Linked DNA regions of Homo sapiens: region 2 is linked to region 1. Evidence: chromatin loops called from intact Hi-C (ENCODE). Cell type or tissue: ovary. All regions are shown on one strand.

Evidence for each region. Peaks named below come from ENCODE experiments on the same cell type or tissue, not always from the same donor. Only the 100,000 strongest peaks of a DNase experiment are listed, where the experiment ranks them.
Region 2: it touches region 1 in a loop (5-fold over the local background); 52 of 110 quality-filtered maps call a loop at or near these places.

What each region holds. Positions count from the first base shown.
Region 1 is chr16:53,020,392-53,025,391 of GRCh38, reverse strand. No RefSeq gene overlaps it. Among named protein-coding and RNA genes, the nearest start is that of CHD9NB, 30 kb to the left of the region's middle. In ovary, no CTCF peak of the experiment used is centred here; a DNase peak (open chromatin) is centred at 2,776.
Region 2 is chr16:52,189,570-52,194,569 of GRCh38, reverse strand. No RefSeq gene overlaps it. Among named protein-coding and RNA genes, the nearest start is that of CASC22, 66 kb to the left of the region's middle. In ovary, a CTCF peak has its summit at 2,859 (motif pointing left); a DNase peak (open chromatin) is centred at 2,841.

The DNA of each region.
Region 1 (5,000 bases):
AATCTTTTTTTTTTTTTTTTTGAGACAGAGTCTTGCTCTATCATCCAGGCTGTAGTGCGGTGGCACAATCTCAGCTCACTGTAACCTCTGCCTCCAGGGTTCAAGCAATTCTGGTACCTTGGCCTCCCAAGAAGCTGGGATTATAGGCATGTGTCACCTTGCCTGGCCTAATTTTTGTGTTTTTAGTAGATATGGGGTTTCACCATGTTGGCCAGGCTGGTCTCAAACTCCTGACCTCAAGTGATCCTTCCACCTTGGCCTTGGCCTCCCAAAGTGCTGGGATTACAGTGGTGAACCACTGGCCCAGCCTACCGTGAATCTTAAAACAAAAAGAAAAGAAAAACAAAAAAAGTATAGAATCACCTAATCAAGTAGAACACTGAGCTCAATGTCTCATATGTAGCCAGCTCCAAGAAAAAGCTTATTGAATACTCAATGGATTTTTATCTGGCTAGGACAGGCAGGCAGGGCTCTAAGCAGAGAGGTGAAGGGATGAGCCTCAATGTAAACTCTATGGGAGATAAAGCCCAGAGTAGTGCCTGACACATATGAAGGGCTGAGTAAGAATTTACTGACTATATTAATTGACCGATGTAGCCATTTGAATGTCCTAAAGGCACATTAATCTTACTTTTTCCAACACCAAACTCATGCTTTTCTCATCCCCCATCCGCCGAAATCTGTTTCTCTGCCAATGTTCCCTATCATAGGAAACAAAGGGCAAGTATGGTGGCTCATGTCTGTAATCCCAGGACTTTGGGAGGCTGAAGTGAGAGGATTGCTGGAGGCCAGGAGTTTGAGGCCAGCCTGGGCAACGCAGTGAGACCCCCATCTCTACAAAAAATTAAAAACGAATTAGCTGGGCGTGGTGGCACATGCCTGTAGTCCCAGCTACTCAGGAGGCTGAGGCAGGAGGATCGCTTGAGTCCAGAATGTTGAGACTGCAGTGACCTGTGCTTGCACCACTACACTCCAGCCTGGGTGACAGAGCAAGATCATGTCTCAAAACAAAACAAAACAACCCCCAAACAAACAAAAAATGCAACAAAAAAGGAAATGATACCACTATCCTGTTACTGAAACCAGAATTCTGAATCATCCTTGACACACCCCTGTCCTTCTCCATCCTCCCACATGCAATCCACCACCAAGCCCCATTATCCTCTATCTTGACTCTATCTCCTTTTTTCCACTTCTGCTGCTATCACTGAGCCCAAGTCACTATCATCTTTCACCAGGACTGCAAGAATAATGACCTTTGACCTCATCTACTGTAAAGCTGCGGTCCCGCTTCAATCCATCTTCTACGCAAAACTAGCGGGATCTTTCCAAAACCCAAATCTGATCACCTACCTTCTTCTTCAACAAAATAAGACAATCAAGCACTCTTCGTTTTAATAAAGACCGAAATTCCTTTTTTTTTTTTTAAGGGAAGCAAGGGTTTATTGAAATGAAAGTACGCTCCACAGTTTGGGAGCTGGCTGGAGCAGTGGCTCAAAGGCCCCAATACAGAGTCTTCTCTGGTCCAAATACCCACTAGAGGCTTCCCACTGGCCACTTGGTGCTCGCCTCAGGTAAATGAAATGGTGGCCCACGATCAGTATGATTGCTTGTGGAAAGCAGCCAATTGGAGGCTGAAGTTACAAAAGTTACACTTCTATGCAAATGAAGACTTTGCCTGCAATCAGAGGCTGAAGTGAAGTTACACAGTTACACTCCCATGCTTTTTGCATCCAATCATAGGTACTTTCAATTTTCCATCTGCCACACAAAGGTGGGGGTTTGCAAAGGGAGTACCCTTTTAAAGACCAAAATTCTGATGTGGTCAACCAGGCCACGTAAAGGCTGTCCCTCAGCTGTCCCTCCAGCCTGTCCTCCCATGGTGCCCCAAACCCCTACTTTTCACATTCCAGCTAAAGCGGCTTGCTTTCACGTCTTCAAATGCATCCTACTCCTTTTTTGACACAGGGGTGTTCTTGCACTTGCTGCTCTCCCTGGCCCCTCTTTTTTTTCTAACATCCTAACTCTGGTCCTTCATATTTTAGTCCATTCTCACTTCTCCAGAGAAGCCCCCCCGGATCTCCCTAACAGGCGTCCCATGAACCTCTCCTTTGCGGCATGGTCACAATTGTCATTTCACATCTGTTTATGAGATCTACTGTCAGTCTCCCCTGCTAGGTCTCCATGAGGGCAGGAACTGTATTTTCTATTACCTAAAAGGGAGGCTTTCTGTCCGATGGTAGGCACTCACTTAGTAAATATTTGACAGATGAATGCATGGAGAGATTTTAAAATGCTTTTAAGATACATACAGAAAAGCGAATATATCATATAGGTACTGCTAGATGAATTTCCATGAAGTAATGGATACTCCTTTTTTTTTTTTTTCCTGAGATGGAATTTTGCTTTTTTACACATGCTGGAGCGCAGTGGCGCATCTCGGCTCACTGCAACCTTTGCCTGCCAGGTTGAAGTGATTCTCCTGCCTCAGACTACTGAGTAGCTGGGATTATAGGCACACATCACCACACCCAGCTATTTTTTTTATTTTTAGTAGAGACGGGGTTTTGCCATGTTGGCCAGGCTGGTCTCGAACTCCTGACCTCAGGTGATCCACCCGCCTCAGCTTCCCAAAGTGCTGGGATTTCAGGCGTGGGCCACCGCGCCCAGGCTGGATAAACTTATAAGAAGTTTTTGTTCCAGATTTTGGATTCCTAAACTTAGCATCAAAAGGGAAATAGTATGTAAAGATAACTATAGGGAGTGAGCACTAGAGGGCAACATAGGCAAAGGAATGCAGAGCCGCTCCACCAGGCAGTGGTCCTGGACAATGGTGGATGCCCTGTGGTTTCTCAGAGGTACAGAGAATTCTGGGAAGCTCCAAAGCCACCCAGATACCTTTCTTTGAACAGAGGCCAAAGAATTCTCCCTTGAGGTGTTCAGCAAGAGGGGGGATGCCTTGTTATGGCCACTCCTTAACTGGACTTTTCAGGAGCAAGGAGGATGATATGGGAAGTTAATTTTAGGAATACCTAGGGATGTGAAGGAGACGGAAAGTTGTCCAAAAAATTGCACAAGCTATGTCTCTAAAATGAGTTTGGGATTCAAAGCAGCAATAGTGACCTGACAACCTTGTCACCCCTTACGGTGAGCTTCCGCTATCCCTAATCTGGTGATGCGGTTGGACGTATGACTCCTGCTGTGTGCTTCTTTCCAATGGCTCTCCCTCTGTTTCTGACTTCCAGCTACTGCCCCTTCACTTCTGCTGCCCTTCCCCAGTTGCCACCCCTAGAGGCCTTACTAAAGGTTTATCGTGAGCTGCTGATTCGTAGTGATGAGGGAGTGATCAAGAAACCACCCACCATCTATCTGGTTGTAAGTGGCCTTTTTAAAGGTCATTGGTCTGTCCTATATCCTGCCTGCTATAATCAGCAGTGTGGACAAGGTAGCAAGGCCACACACAACACTAACCACAACTTTGTGAAAGGAACCACCTCAGAAGGATGACAGGTTCTGGATTATTCTTCAAAATACTTGAAAATAAATTAAAAGCACCACCAGCTCATTAGCAACCCAGTTAAGGAACCACAGGCTAAACTGCTTTTAATCATCATTCTTTTTGGCCACGGAGTATACATCAGCCTCCATTCATTCTGGATTAAAGGACTTTGAGGCCGACATTCCTGTTTGATTCTAGATAAGTTCACTTGCAAACTGTTTGTCCTTGGGCAAGTCACTAACCTCTGAACCTCTGTTTTCATATCTGCGCAATGGGGCAATTAGTACTTAACCCTTTGGGAATAGGGTGAAAGCTTTTTGCAAGTTGTAGAGGGCTGTTGTGTCAGTGGCTCTCGATCTTACTTACATATCGGCACCACTGTGGTGTTTTAAAAATATAGATGCCAGCTGGGTGCAGTGGCTCATGCCTGTAATCCTAGCACTTTGAGAGGCCAAGGCAGGTGGATCACTTGAGGTCAGGACTTCAAGACCAGCCTGACCAACATGGTGAAACCCCATCTCTACTGAAAATACAAAAATTAGCCAGACATGGTGGTGTGCGCCTGTAGTCCCAGCTACTCAGGAGGCTGAGGCAGGAGAATCACTTGAACCCGGGTGGTGGAGGTTGCATTGAGCCAAGATTGCCCCACTGCACTGCAGCCTGGGTGACAGAGCCAGACTCTGTCTCAAAAAAACAAAACAAAACAAAGCAGAAAAACATATAGATGCCCTAGTCCCTATTTCTGGAAAATCTGATTTGAGGGTTGGTGGCATTCAAAATGTTCTATAAGTGATTTCATTGTACATGCTGAGTTAAGGAGCTCTGTACATTATGGTACTTTTATTTTTATCTTATTTATTTATTTATTTATTTGAGATGGAGTTTTGCTTTTGTTGTCCAGGCTGGAGTGCAGTGGTGCAATCTTGACTCATTGCAACCTCCGCCTTCTGGGTTCAAGCAATTCTCCTGCCTCAGCCTCCCGAGTAGCTGGGATTACAGGTGCCTACCACTATGCCCGGCTAATTTTTTATTTATTTATTTATTTATTTATTTATTTATTTATTTATTTTAGTAGAGACGGAGTTTTACCATGTCGGTCAGGCTGGTCTCCAACTCCTGATCCCAGGTCATCCACCCACTAGGCCTCCCAAAGTGCTGGGATTACAGGCGTGAGCCACCGTGCCTGGCCAAGGTGGTATTTTTATTATCTAGGATGGACAAAGAGAAACAATTTGCAGAGCTGAGGCCATGACTCCTGCGCATCCATCTATTCTCTGGTCATTATTCTTGGCAGAAACTAGCCTGTATTAAAGCACTCAGTTGTGTCAGGGGCCCATACTCAGGAACCTACAGAAAAAGATTTACTTCCTGAGGCCAATGACCCTGGGCAGGACTGAAGTCATGAGCAGGACATAAGTCATATAAATGATAGAAGGGGTGTACACACCTGAGATCGGACATTTATTATATCAGTGGTAGGCTGAGGTCCAAGTTCAGGGCA
Region 2 (5,000 bases), 830 kb after region 1:
GGAAGCACTTTACATAGTTATTCTGTATGTTCCCTCCTCCAGCATCAATCTGCAGGTCTAAAAGCCCAGCCAATCATCGGCAAGTTTTGGACCTTCTGAAAAGCGAGGTAGATGTGAGTTCAGTGACAAGGTTGCCAGGCAAAATGTTGGATATCCACTTAAGCTGGACTTTCAGATAAACTTGCAATAATTTCTTTTAGTGTAAGTATGTCTCAAAAATTGCATTTGAATTTGAAAGTCCAGTTTAACTGAGTGTTTCACATTTTCACTTCCCTAAATCTGGTAAACTCTATTAAGGAGCTGGGAATACCAGACCCAGATGCCTGTGTCATTTTGCAAGGACTCTGAGATTAACTGAGAGAACATTGGAGAAAAACAGTAGTCCTGTTTTGGTTTTATTCCTCCCAGGACTAATAAAATTATTTGTTAAATAGTTTCTTTCTTCTGGGGATCCAGGAAGATGATTGTTAATGAATATTTAACTAGAATAAAGAGGGGACAGGCAGGATGGCTTATGCCTGTAATTCCAGCATTTTGGAAGGCTGAGGCAGGTGGATCAGTTGAGGTTAGGAGTTCAAGACCCCCGTGGCCAACATGGTGAAACCCCCTCTCTCCTAAAAATACAAAAATTAGCCAGGTGTGGTGGTTGGTGCCTGTAATCTCAGCTACTTGGGAGGCTGAAGCAGGAGAATCACTTAAACCTGGGAGCCAGAGGTTGCAGTGAGCCAAGATGGTGCCACTGCTCTCCAGCCTGGGCAACAGAGAGGGACTCCATCTTAAAAATAATAATAAAATAAAATAAATAAACAAATGAAATAAAATAGAATAAAGAGAAACAACCATACTTTCGATGACTGCTGTAGGAGAAGGCCTCTCATAAGGGTTTCACATTGGGAAGGGTGGGGTGCAAAGTCCATATATCGGCTCTTTTGGAATTCAGTGTGGTTGAAGGAGGTTGGCACAGTGCCTGTGTGTTCAGTTGCCCCAGGACAGTCCTAACTTACAGTCCTAACTGTTGTCCCACAGTGATCATGAACAGTGCCACCTTTCACTCTCAAAAATATTCTTCTGGTTTTCAGTGATAAAGGATGTGACCATTTCATGATGTGGCCAATAAACTCTGAGAACTGGGCTGGACTTTTTATAAACTGGGGGTGCCACATGACCTCACTGAGCCTCCCTTTCTTTATTTGTGAGTGATGGGGCATTGGGAAAAACTCTGAGCTCCCTTCCCAGCTTTGAGACTCTAATTTTGTGGATGTCTCTGGGCACAGCTAATGGTAAGAGGGCATTTGTTTACTTTCAGTTTGAAAATGATGTGATTTCAATTTTCATATACGCTGTGTCTGTTCATGCTAGCAGGGTTATATTAGTTTCCAAAAATCTTTCAAGAGAGAAAACTTAAAATTTTTGCTTTGTCCTTGGGATATGGAGACCAAATGCTAGGTAGTACCTGAAACAACTAGAGTTTCAGTGAATAAAGAATCGCAAGTGACCAAACATAACATTGGCTAATGTGAGCCCAGTTATGTAAGCAACATTTTAGATTTAACAAAATTGTGTAAGTGATACCAGAATATAATTAAATTTCTACCTTTTTACTCCTCTCTTATCTATGATGCTCCCCTAAACCAGGTTTATGTAAATCCTTCCAGATTTTGAAATACAAATCTGTATTTGCATTCATTTACATACATAGACATATAGTTTTTTAAATGAAAAATATGTACTTAACATTTTTAGTACATTGCTATTAATAATTTTCAGCCATCCTTCTCTTTCACTGAAGACAGATACATCGCAATCTTTTTCTTTTTTTAGCTGTGTGGTATATCAGAGTGTGGGTATATCAAAATATATTGAAATAATCTACTGATAGAGATTTAGTTTGTTTCCAATTGTCTGCTATACATGCACATACATATGTATATTCATGTAGCATACATTCTAGAAACAGAAAATTTCATCTTAATAGTTATTGCTAAATTGTTATTTTAAAAGGCTCTTTTGATTTGCATGCCAAATTGGGGGTGTGTTCCTGGAACTTGAAGAGAAATTTTGCATGAAAGCAAGGAGTCAAGGTGTTGGTTTGTCCTGAAATTTAGCTCTAAGTAATCTTTTTTTTTTCTTTTCTTTTTGGCAGTGATTCCTTGATCTGTGCAGTTGGATCAAACCTAGACCAAATTCAATCTTACTTATGTATAAACTTGGTCGCCATGACCTTGTGATTATCTGGGGAGTGATTTCTTGGTGTAGGCTGCAGTCCAACTATGAATGACCCTGATGGGAGAACACTTTTATCCTTCCATCTATAGAAGCTGAATTAGGCTTACTGGGATTAACTGGGACTGAAGGACTTGTTCATCTACTTTAATTATCCTGCCAATGAGAGCTTTTTTCCAGGCTGGATTTTGGATCACAAGAAGAATGGAGGCTGAAGAGACTGATAGCAGAGCTCAGTTAAAGATCTTATAGAAAAGGCGCTCAGAAGGGAAACTCTCGCCTAATGTAGTAGATAAGATTTTATTTTCTTTTTTTCTTTTCTAAAGGAGAGGCCATATTTAAAAACAAAACAAAACAGGTGCATTTTGTAAACTTTGAGTGTTTTGGCTCGTTGATGAAATTATTTCTCTAAGAAACCACATGAAAAGGCAGGAAGAAAAAAGGTATGGTTTTCTTTGCTCTAAAGCAAATCAGGCTTTTCTGTACTGAAACTTGCACCCATAAAGCCAAAGTTAACAAAAGGATGAAAGCTGGGAAAATTGAGGGACTAGGAGAGCTGAAGACAAAGACTGGACAAAATGGCCATCTTGCCATCATTGTGTTCTCTGCTGCCCTCTAGTGGTGCTGCGGGGGAATTGGGTGTAAAAATGTCTGAAGGTCATCCTTATGGAGCTGAATTGTAGAAGAGCGAAAGGCGGCATAAGGTATATCCCTTAAAGTGGCCCATCTTGTCAAATAGCCTGTCTAATGATGAGGGAACAAATATTGTCTCATAGAAACCATAAAACAGTGGAGCGTATGCTGCAATGAAGCTATCTAATAGTAGAAAAGAAAAATTATGGGAAACAGGACACCCTTTCCACCTAATTCAGTGCAACATACATATATTCAGCAAAGACCCTGTGCCAGATTCTGTGCCCAGCACTGGAAATGCAGGGAAGAATTCAACATGTCTCCTGGGTTTGGGCTGATCCAAATGTAGAGGGTGGGCACAAAAGAACAAGTGAGATTGCAAATAGCCGTATAAGAGGCATTTGACAAGACGTTTGCTCTTGATAGTAATTCCTCAGTCAAAATGAGATTACTCATGGAGCATTTTCATTTGTTCTAAAATAGGAAAACATTGCCTTGATCTGGGTAGAGGTGACAGCTCAGGGAATGGATAAAGTTTTCTTTCTTCTCTCTCTTTTGTAAAACACTGAATTTGGGCTGCTGAGATGGCACAACTATGACAGCTCAAAGTTTTAGTCTTGGTTTGAAGATGAAAGCCAAATCATGTACACGAGTTCTTTATTCCTCTGCAAAATAAATTCCTCTGTGAACTACAGGGAAATAAAAGGCTCTACTGAGGGGGATTGTCACACTGAATTGCAGCAGAGTCAAAGATGGCCACCTGCCCCCCATCTGTGCAGAGCTGTGCCTGATGCTCCTGAAGGAATCTTTTGTAGGCTCCTCCCCATCATCAACCTTAGGAACCCTCTTTATTTAGGGACATGGGCTTTGCTAAGGAATTCTCTCTTTCAGTTCTTTTGCTATCAGTTCTGGATTGCATTTAGTAAGAATTGATCTTCCACTCTTTGCATTAACCAAGAAGCAAGAGAGAGCATGAGGAAGAGTTAGATTAAAGGTGAGGGTTCTTTTTCAGTATCCAGAGAAACACTAATGTAAGTGTGTGTGTGTGTGTGTGTGTGTGTGTGTTTGTATTTAGGGAAGCTACTTGTACCTTAATCTGGAATTTATTAGAAGACCAAGGACTAAATCTCTTTAGCATCCATTCCCCTGCCTTCTTGCATTCACATTGGACTTTTTAGGGGCAATCAGTCCTTCTTACCCTCTGTCCTTATGGCTTTAGAGTTCATGCCACCTCTGACAGGTAAACCATAACTGGCCACTCAGAGTGTGACAACCTCTGGCAGCGTGATAAGTTCAGGGAAGGGCACAAAACCTGGACTGGACCAATCAGGGAGGTTGAGAGACTCCATTTGGGGGTGTTTATGGAAGATCTTGGGGCAAAGCACTGTGTTTATTCTGGGGTTTCTTAGTCATTTCTTGTATTGCTATAAAGAAATACCTGAGACTGGGTAATTTATAAAGAAAAAAGGTTGAACTGGCTCACAGTTCCACAGGCTGTACAAGAAGTATGGTGCTGGCATCTGCTTGGCTTGTGGTGAGGCCTCAGGAAAGTTACAATCACGGTGGAAGAGAAGGGGAAGCAGGCGTCTCACATGGTGGGGGCAGGAGTGAGAGAAACACTGATGGGGGAGGTGCTACATGCTTTTTAAATAACCAGATCTTGTGAGAACTCATTCACCATCATAAGAACAATACCAAAAGGATGGTGCTAAGCCATTCATCAGAGACACCTCCATGATCTTATCACCTCCCTCCAGGCTCTACCTCCAACACTGGGGATTACAATTCGACATGAGATTTGGTGGGGACACAGATTCAAACCATATCATGGTGTAAATAAAAAAGATGGGACATAAGCATGGAGCTGTTGATATCTTTCCGTCACGAAGAGATAAGTTATCTAAGAGTGAGACCACACTAGAAGAAAAAAACAAACTTGATGTGATGGTCCTAATGACACTGTTTGAGTTCCTGGATACAGTCATATTTGCAGCCTCATATATCTAGCCATGAACTTTTCAGTTAAGTGAGCCAATCTTTTGTCTCCTTTGTGTGCACTGAATCACTTGAAGGATTTGTTAAAATACCTATTGCTGTGCCCCACCTCCATGTTGGTCGAGGGAGCTGCCTGTGAACTTGCATTT